Regions from separate parts of the Homo sapiens genome. Here region 1 is linked to region 2. The links are chromatin contacts, found by Hi-C or POLR2A ChIA-PET in ENCODE. All regions are on one chromosome and are shown on one strand. Each heading gives the region's core, a stretch centred on a gene start or an enhancer-like site at or near the end of the contact. The rest is flanking DNA. Distances are from core to core; before and after follow the strand shown. Region 1 overlaps SERGEF (secretion regulating guanine nucleotide exchange factor). Region 2 overlaps KCNJ11 (potassium inwardly rectifying channel subfamily J member 11).

Evidence for each region. Hi-C counts contacts between places; a loop is a spot of excess contacts on that map. ChIA-PET counts read pairs that join two places held with the same protein, here RNA polymerase II (POLR2A). Pooled maps may share reads with other maps.
Region 1: a map of ovary shows a loop between it and region 2 (10-fold over the local background). The contact joins two enhancer-like sites. A Hi-C loop is called at or near these places in 2 of 168 maps with a recorded cell type or tissue (CD8-positive, alpha-beta T cell and ovary), 1 of 37 single-sample maps with no recorded cell type and 5 of 50 pooled maps. POLR2A ChIA-PET finds 5 or more read pairs at or near these places in 2 of 52 experiments (T-cell and activated T-cell).

Annotation. Positions count from the first base shown.
Region 1 is chr11:17,991,181-17,994,494 of GRCh38, reverse strand. It overlaps SERGEF (secretion regulating guanine nucleotide exchange factor), which reads left to right. Exons shown (of 11, transcript NM_012139.4): 7 at 1,502-1,564. Among named protein-coding and RNA genes, the nearest start is that of SERGEF, 20 kb to the left of the region's middle. Within about 2 kb of position 1,399, at least 2 of the 41 ENCODE cell types and tissues checked have a DNase peak (open chromatin) inside an H3K27ac peak, as active enhancers do.
Region 2 is chr11:17,382,151-17,385,672 of GRCh38, reverse strand. It overlaps KCNJ11 (potassium inwardly rectifying channel subfamily J member 11), which reads left to right. Exons shown (of 1, transcript NM_000525.4): 1 at 1-425. Among named protein-coding and RNA genes, the nearest start is that of KCNJ11, 4.7 kb to the left of the region's middle. Within about 2 kb of position 1,597, at least 3 of the 41 ENCODE cell types and tissues checked have a DNase peak (open chromatin) inside an H3K27ac peak, as active enhancers do.

The sequences.
Region 1 (3,314 bases), core at 150-2,649, 610 kb before region 2:
TTTTTTTTTTTTTTTTTTTGAGACAGAGTCTCACTCTGTCGCCCAGGCTGGAGTGCAGTGGCGCGATCTCAGCTCACTGCTAGGTCCGCCTCCCGGGTTCACGCCATCCTCCTGCCTCAGCCTCCCGAGTAGCTGGGACTACTGGCGCCTGCCACCACGCCTGGCTAATTTTTTTGTATTTTTAGTAGAGACAGGGTTTTCACCGTGTTAACCAGGATGGTCTCGATCTCCTGACCTCGTCATCCACCCGTCTCGGCCTCCCAAAGTGCTAGACCTAGCTCAGATACACCTTTCTCAGTAAAGACCTTTTCTTTTCTAGTGTTCACTGCATTAACTTCACATGCATGGATAGCACAGTATACTGTTATTATGAATTGTCTGTATGTTTTCTCATATGCTGAAGATTATGAACTTTTAAAGGGTGGAAGCGGTGTGTCATTTTGCTCTATATTTTAGCACAGGACCTGTTATTAGAGGGAAAAAATGTTTTTTATTTTATTTCATTTAAACAACCTGTTTGGCATCTGTTTGGGTGGGGCACAGCTTACATTCAGAGTTGGTTTTGGGGGAGTTCCCTGATGAGACATTAGAATGGATCATCAGCTTCCAGTCCTCAAAGTCTTTCACTTTTCGTCCTCCCGTTCTCACCTCATTGCCAAAAGTTCTGGAGCTGGAACCCGGGCTGTTCCCTCCTCACCTGGCCATTAGGGGCCCAGTACTTCCTCTCTGGTGAACATGGGTGAAAACATCTGCTTTGTCCTGTTATCATTCCAGAGGACACTTGAAGGTGTGAGGGCCATTTTATTACAACAGTTATTAATTAAAAAGAAGTGTCAGAAAAAAAAGTTACAGAATAAGTCTGCGTCTATCTGCATGCTAGACTGCATGTCATCACAGGCTAGCTCCACTTTTAGCAGTGTAATTAAGGAAGGAAAAGTGCTGAATTTGGAGAAAGAAGCCCAGTTCAGAATCTGGTTCTGATTGTGTATTCTTAGGAGGCTTGGGGTTATTTAAGTGCCTGCGTTTGATAACAGCTGAGTGTATGAGATGTCATTGCTCTAGACCCACTCAACTGCTGGAGTTAGGAAATAGACACACAGACACACACACATGCACACACATTTTTACATACACACACCTATGTCTATTTATCTGTCTCTACTAGAAATCATGAATTTACACTGATTTTTCCAATTACTATCCAATATTACACGGTTGATTATAGCCTTTCCCCTTTTCATATCTATACCTTTCCTCCCCTCTTTGATAGTGATGAATCTGGCTCCTTTATCCTGAATGTATTTACTTGATTGTTCAATCTCCTGGCATGTTACCAGGCTCCCTACAATGCCAGCCATCTTCTTGGCCAGTGCTGCTGACTCAGGCCTGCCTGCACTGGCTGAGTCTCTCCCACGCCCAGGTGGTACTGGCTGAGTGCCCCCTCTCTGCCCAGTTTGTTCTGTTATAAATGTAATTCAGAAGAACATTTTTTCTTTTGTAGGTCTAGAGAATTCTAAAGCAATGTGTGTTCTTGCTGGCTCAGACCACTCAGCTTCATTAACAGGTAGGTACCAGCTCTTTCACGGTTTAACATGCCATTCAGGATTCTGTATGTGACTGCCTGAAGTGGTGATATTGAAATACAGAGGGAATGTCATAGACTTTGGAGCTAGAATTCTGATGCTACCACTGGTATGCTCTTAGGCAAATTACTTTTCCTTTCTGAGACCATCTTCTTGTCTGTAAAAGACTTTGTGGGCAGTTACGAGAATTAAATATAATACATATAAATCATGAATAGCAGACATAGGCTCACTTCCATTTCGTCTGAGTTTGCTTTCTTAACTATACAATAAGGATAATAATGTCTTCCTCTCAGGGTAATGGTGGTTGTCAAATCATGTAATCAACAGTAAATTTATATATAACATATATGGATAACACAGTGTAATATAATTATGAATTCTTTGTAGTTTTCTGATATACCTACGATTATGAGGGTAGAAGCTGCTCTCTTATCCATCTAATCTATTTTGGTGTGTATTGTAACTGTCTAAGCTCTCTACCTGTGTATACTCTCTAGTTGTCTAATCTCAAAGTAACCTGTTTTATCCATCTATATCTTTCTAATCCATTTATCAGTCTCCATTTGTGTATCTATCTACTCTGTTTACCTATGTATCTATTTATCTTTAATCTTTGTAATATCTAATCTGTGTGTCTATATATCTAACTCTAGATATGTAGTTTTGTAAATATTTTATATTGTTATATGTTTCTCTAATTTATCTACTTCATCTCTTTGATCTATCTGTTTTTCTGTCTTAACTGTTTTTTTATCCTACACTATATCTCTCTCTTTGGCTGCGCATTCATCCTTCCATTTGAAACACCGAGCCAATACAGTATAAACTGTCTAGTGACTTTTCCTTCCAAGGCAATGCAGCATTTTCTTGAAAGTGACAGTAATCCCTTCTCTTTGGCCCACATTGCCCTGACCCCTGCTGGTAGACTGGAGACTATACATCTGAGAGATTTATAATATTTTGTTTGGTAAGACCTCTCACAGAGTTGAATGTATTCTATTTTTTAAGCAAAGAGGAGGGACTTCCGTACTTAGTGTTTTATGTGGAAATTCAGGTGTGCCCATAATATATGTAAATTAATGGTGGTATGCATTCTTCGACATCAAATTTGCAATGCAGCCCAGCTGAGAAGTTGTTATTTCAAGAGCACGGGAGCCATAATATGAAAGTTTAAATGCTTTGCAAATTCTGAGCTGCAGATAATTTGTCATTTAATGAATTTAAAACAAACATCTAATAAAAAAGCACCTACTTTTAACTTGTGTCTCACATTAGGTAGATTTATATATTAATATTTGTTAAAAGTGTTGAGTTGAAATGAATGCCAACTATAAGGGACTCCAGTGGGTATCCAGTTCCTCCCTTCCTTTTACAGAAGAAGGACTAGAGACCTTAGGGTGAGAAGTGATGTGTTCGTGCCCCACAGTCAATGAGGGATGGAGAAGGCATTCTTTTCTGAGAATAAAAGTAGACTACGAGGTGTTTCTGTTTTGTTCTAATTAATTTGAAATGACTGATGGTATGTAAACCTAGAGCTTGTCTAATTGTTTGCCAACTTCAACTTCTTAAAAATTCTTGTTGGTAGTAAATTTGTTATTTCATATGTAGGGCACTTTTATTATGGTGTTATTTATATATAAATGTTGAATATTTTAATTAAGATGTATTTTAAATATAAGAAATTAAATTTCTTTTAAAGTATACAAAGAACTTAAGTTTCATTTAAAG
Region 2 (3,522 bases), core at 348-2,847:
GCCCAGCCCTGTCAGCCTGTCTGGCCAACTCAGCCTTTGGGCACTCACCAGGCTTTGCAGCCCTGGGCTCTGTCTCTACTCCCAGGGACCTGCTGGAAGGCTGGAGTGCCCAGGGAGAGGTATAGAGGTGTCATAGGCATTAGTGTAGTAATTGGAGCACTAACTCTCGAGCCAACTGCCTGGGTTCGAATCCTGGCTCTAGCTGTATGACTTTTGTCAAGTAACTTAGCCTCTCTGTGTCTCAGTTGCCTCTTCTATAACATGGATGCTAATAGTACCTACCTCATAGAATTGTTTTGGAAGTAAATGAAAAATATGTAAAATGCTGAAGTGCCTGGTCTACAGTAAGTGCTCAATAAATGTTAACTATTGTGATTGCTGCTGAATCAGCTACATGCTGAGGAAACGGCCAAACAAGTGTTAAAGAGAGACGGTGCTTTTATTTTGCCCTTGGTCATGTTTCTTTGCCAGGTCTTTCTTTCCACACGGTGTCCCCTCCTAGCTGAGACCACGATTTTAGGGGCTGTGGCAATGCCTGTGACCTGGTCCCCTTGTCTCCATCTCACCCACTGTAGTCCATCTGCCACACAGCCTCCAGGGTGGTCTTAGAAGGGTGGGTCACCCCCCACCCTCATCATGAAATACCTTCGGTAGTTCCCCATCACCTCTGGGTCAAGGCTAGCTTCTTAGCAGCCATTTCAGGCTGTGACTGCCTCTCCGGCCTTATGGCCCACTGTTTTCTTGCCAGGAGTCTGCACTTGCCCACCCACTTCCCTAGGTACCTCGCTGTCCTATCCCTCCTGACACATAATGTTGAGCTTCCTACCTCCCAGACCTTGCTTATGTTACTCCCTTGGCCTGGACTGCCCAGGCCTCATCTCTGTCTGTTGAAATCCATAAAAATCCAGGCTGAGTGATGCCTCCTCGAAACCTTCCCTGATTTCTCTGGAAAAGGAAGGTCCCTTCCCTCTGCTGTGCTGTGGGCATTCTCCTTTTGCCTACGTTTAGGGGTCTGTCTCCCCATCCACAAGTCCATGGCTTCCTGAGGTCAGGGACTGTGACTCAGCACTGTGGCTGGCTTACATGGAGTAGGTGCTACATGAATGAACAAATGAATGAATGAATAACGGATGGATGGCGTACAGGACAAAAAGCCAGGGTTATTGCTACAGTGTGAGGCCTGCAGACAGGGCATCAGTGAGGGTCTGTCTCAGGCGGCTCCAGAGGCAGGGCCAAGGGGCCAGGAAGTTGCCGCTGCTGGTCTGAGCTCTAAGCTGCCCTCTCCCAGCACCCATGCAGTCCCCAGCGCTGATTCCCTTCCTTGCAGAGCTGACCCATTTCTGGTTTTGAGGGTGAAGGGGTGAAAGCTACTCAGAGTCAGCCCAGGATCCTAGGAGGCTGGCTCTTGCGACTCAGCTTGGCTGCCATTAAGGCCAAGGAGAAAGGCCAGACTCACTAAGGACCTGCTGGCAGTACCATCCTTGGAGCCCAAACCAGAGTAACCTTCCTCCACCCCTCAGGGACCTTAAGCTGCTGGTGAGTGTGAAGCCCACAGAACTGAGGGCTTAGCGCCACCTGCTGGCCACAGAGAAGACTTACTTCGGCAGAGAAAAATCAGGACCACTGGTCCTAGGTTTTCCACCAACTCTGAGGGAGACCCCCAGCCTTAAGGCATAACCCAGGGAGGGGCTGGAAAGCTCCAGGCATAGAGAGGCAGTTCGACCAAGCCTCCCTCCTCCGCGAAGGTGTTCTTGCCCACTGATGGTGCTACCTCCATCTGGGGGCACCCTTTCTCTATGGCACTGGCCTCAACTGGACAAAGAAGTTCACCTGAGCACTACTCAGCCCAGCAGGAACTTCTGTGATAATTTTGTTTGTGATATTCTGCCTCCAGGATTGCATCCCTTAGTCATCATGTGACAGCAGAGGAAGCAGTCTGGCCCATCCACACGCTATGTGCAGAGCTGTCTCAACTCCAGGGCCCCTGAAAAGGAGAAGGGAAGTACCATGTATCACTGTGGCCCAGCAGGACTATGAGAGAAGCACTGTTCTTCTTTGAGTTTGTAGATGAGGACACAGGGTCAGAAAGGGTGGTGTCTTAGACCATTCAGGCTTCTATAACAAAATACCATAGACTGGGTGGCTTATAAACAATAGACATTTATTACTCACAGTCTGGAGGCTAGGAAGTCCAAGATCAAGGTGCCAGTGGATTCAGTGTCTGCTGAAGGGCCTGTCTTTCCCCTGTAATCTTACATGGTGGAAGGTGTGAGGGAGCTCTCTGGGGCCTTGTTACATAAGGGTACTAATCCCATTCATGAGGATTCCACCCTCATCACCTCCCAAAGGCCCCGCTTCCAAATACCATCACCTTGGGCATCAGGATTTAACATGTGCATTTTAGGGGGACACAGACATTTAGCCTATAGCAGGAAGTAATTTGCTAAGATCTCACAGCTAGTAGGAGGCAGGTCCAAGATTTCAGCCAAAGTCTGTCTAATGCCACAGCCCTGCTCTTCCCTCCCCCTCTTTCCCCTAGCACACAGTCCCAGTGACCTAAGCTCCAGCTTTTAGTAGGGCTGCACCTTGTTCTAAGTGTCACATTCACCACAGGGAGAAAGTTGTCTCCAAACCAAGGGAAAGAGGGAAGGTGGAACTCAGCAAGCCCCTGGGCCTCCCTGAGATCCCAGATTGGAAACTGGCAGCAGGCTTGGCTGTTTTGTGACAGCCTAGATTATGTCCAGAACACCTATGGAGTCAGAACAACCTCACTGGCACTTTTTCTGGCCCACGTGCATGATGAGCCCTCCATCTTCTTCCTTCTTACAGGAAGACTGGGCTCTTTGCTTTACAGGCTCTTCTTCCAGCCAGTCAGGTGTCAATGCAGCCTGATTGGGCACATCTGCCACCCATCTGTCCCCAACTCATATCAATGGTGTGAGACATGTCCTGGGCCTCAGTCCTGAGCTTCAGAGGGAAGGCAAGCCAGGCCACCCTCTTCCTGTGTGCTAGTCTAGAAAAACTAGCCCACTCGCACACTAGAACCTGCCCAGGCCTAACGCCTGTGGATTTGGCATCTCCAGCCAATGTCACCATGAGACCCACCCGAGCCCCACTAATGTGCACCTCTGGCCCTTCTGCTGGAGAGGACTCATGCAGCTTCTCCAGGGCCCACTTTCTCTCCACGGGCAGGAGGCTCTGTCCTTCACCTGAGCTCCTCCCCCACATCTTTTTCTAGGGAGAACTTTCCCAGGGAGCTTGCATTCACAGCAGGAGAGCTGCCCTGACACTCCACAAGTCTCTGGGCTCCCCAGGGCCTCTGAGGTCTCCCCAGGCCCAGATATCAGACACTCTGTGTTGTACCAAGTGTCCAGATAACTTTAGCAAGAAGACATGAATTCCGTTCATCAAAGTCATGTTGACCTCAGGTCCGAAGAACAACAGATTGATTCCAGCTTGAAAGAAGCTGGGGAAAGGAAGAACAGTGGGGTTAGTCAGAGCTGGGCCAGAAGTGCCTTTCGT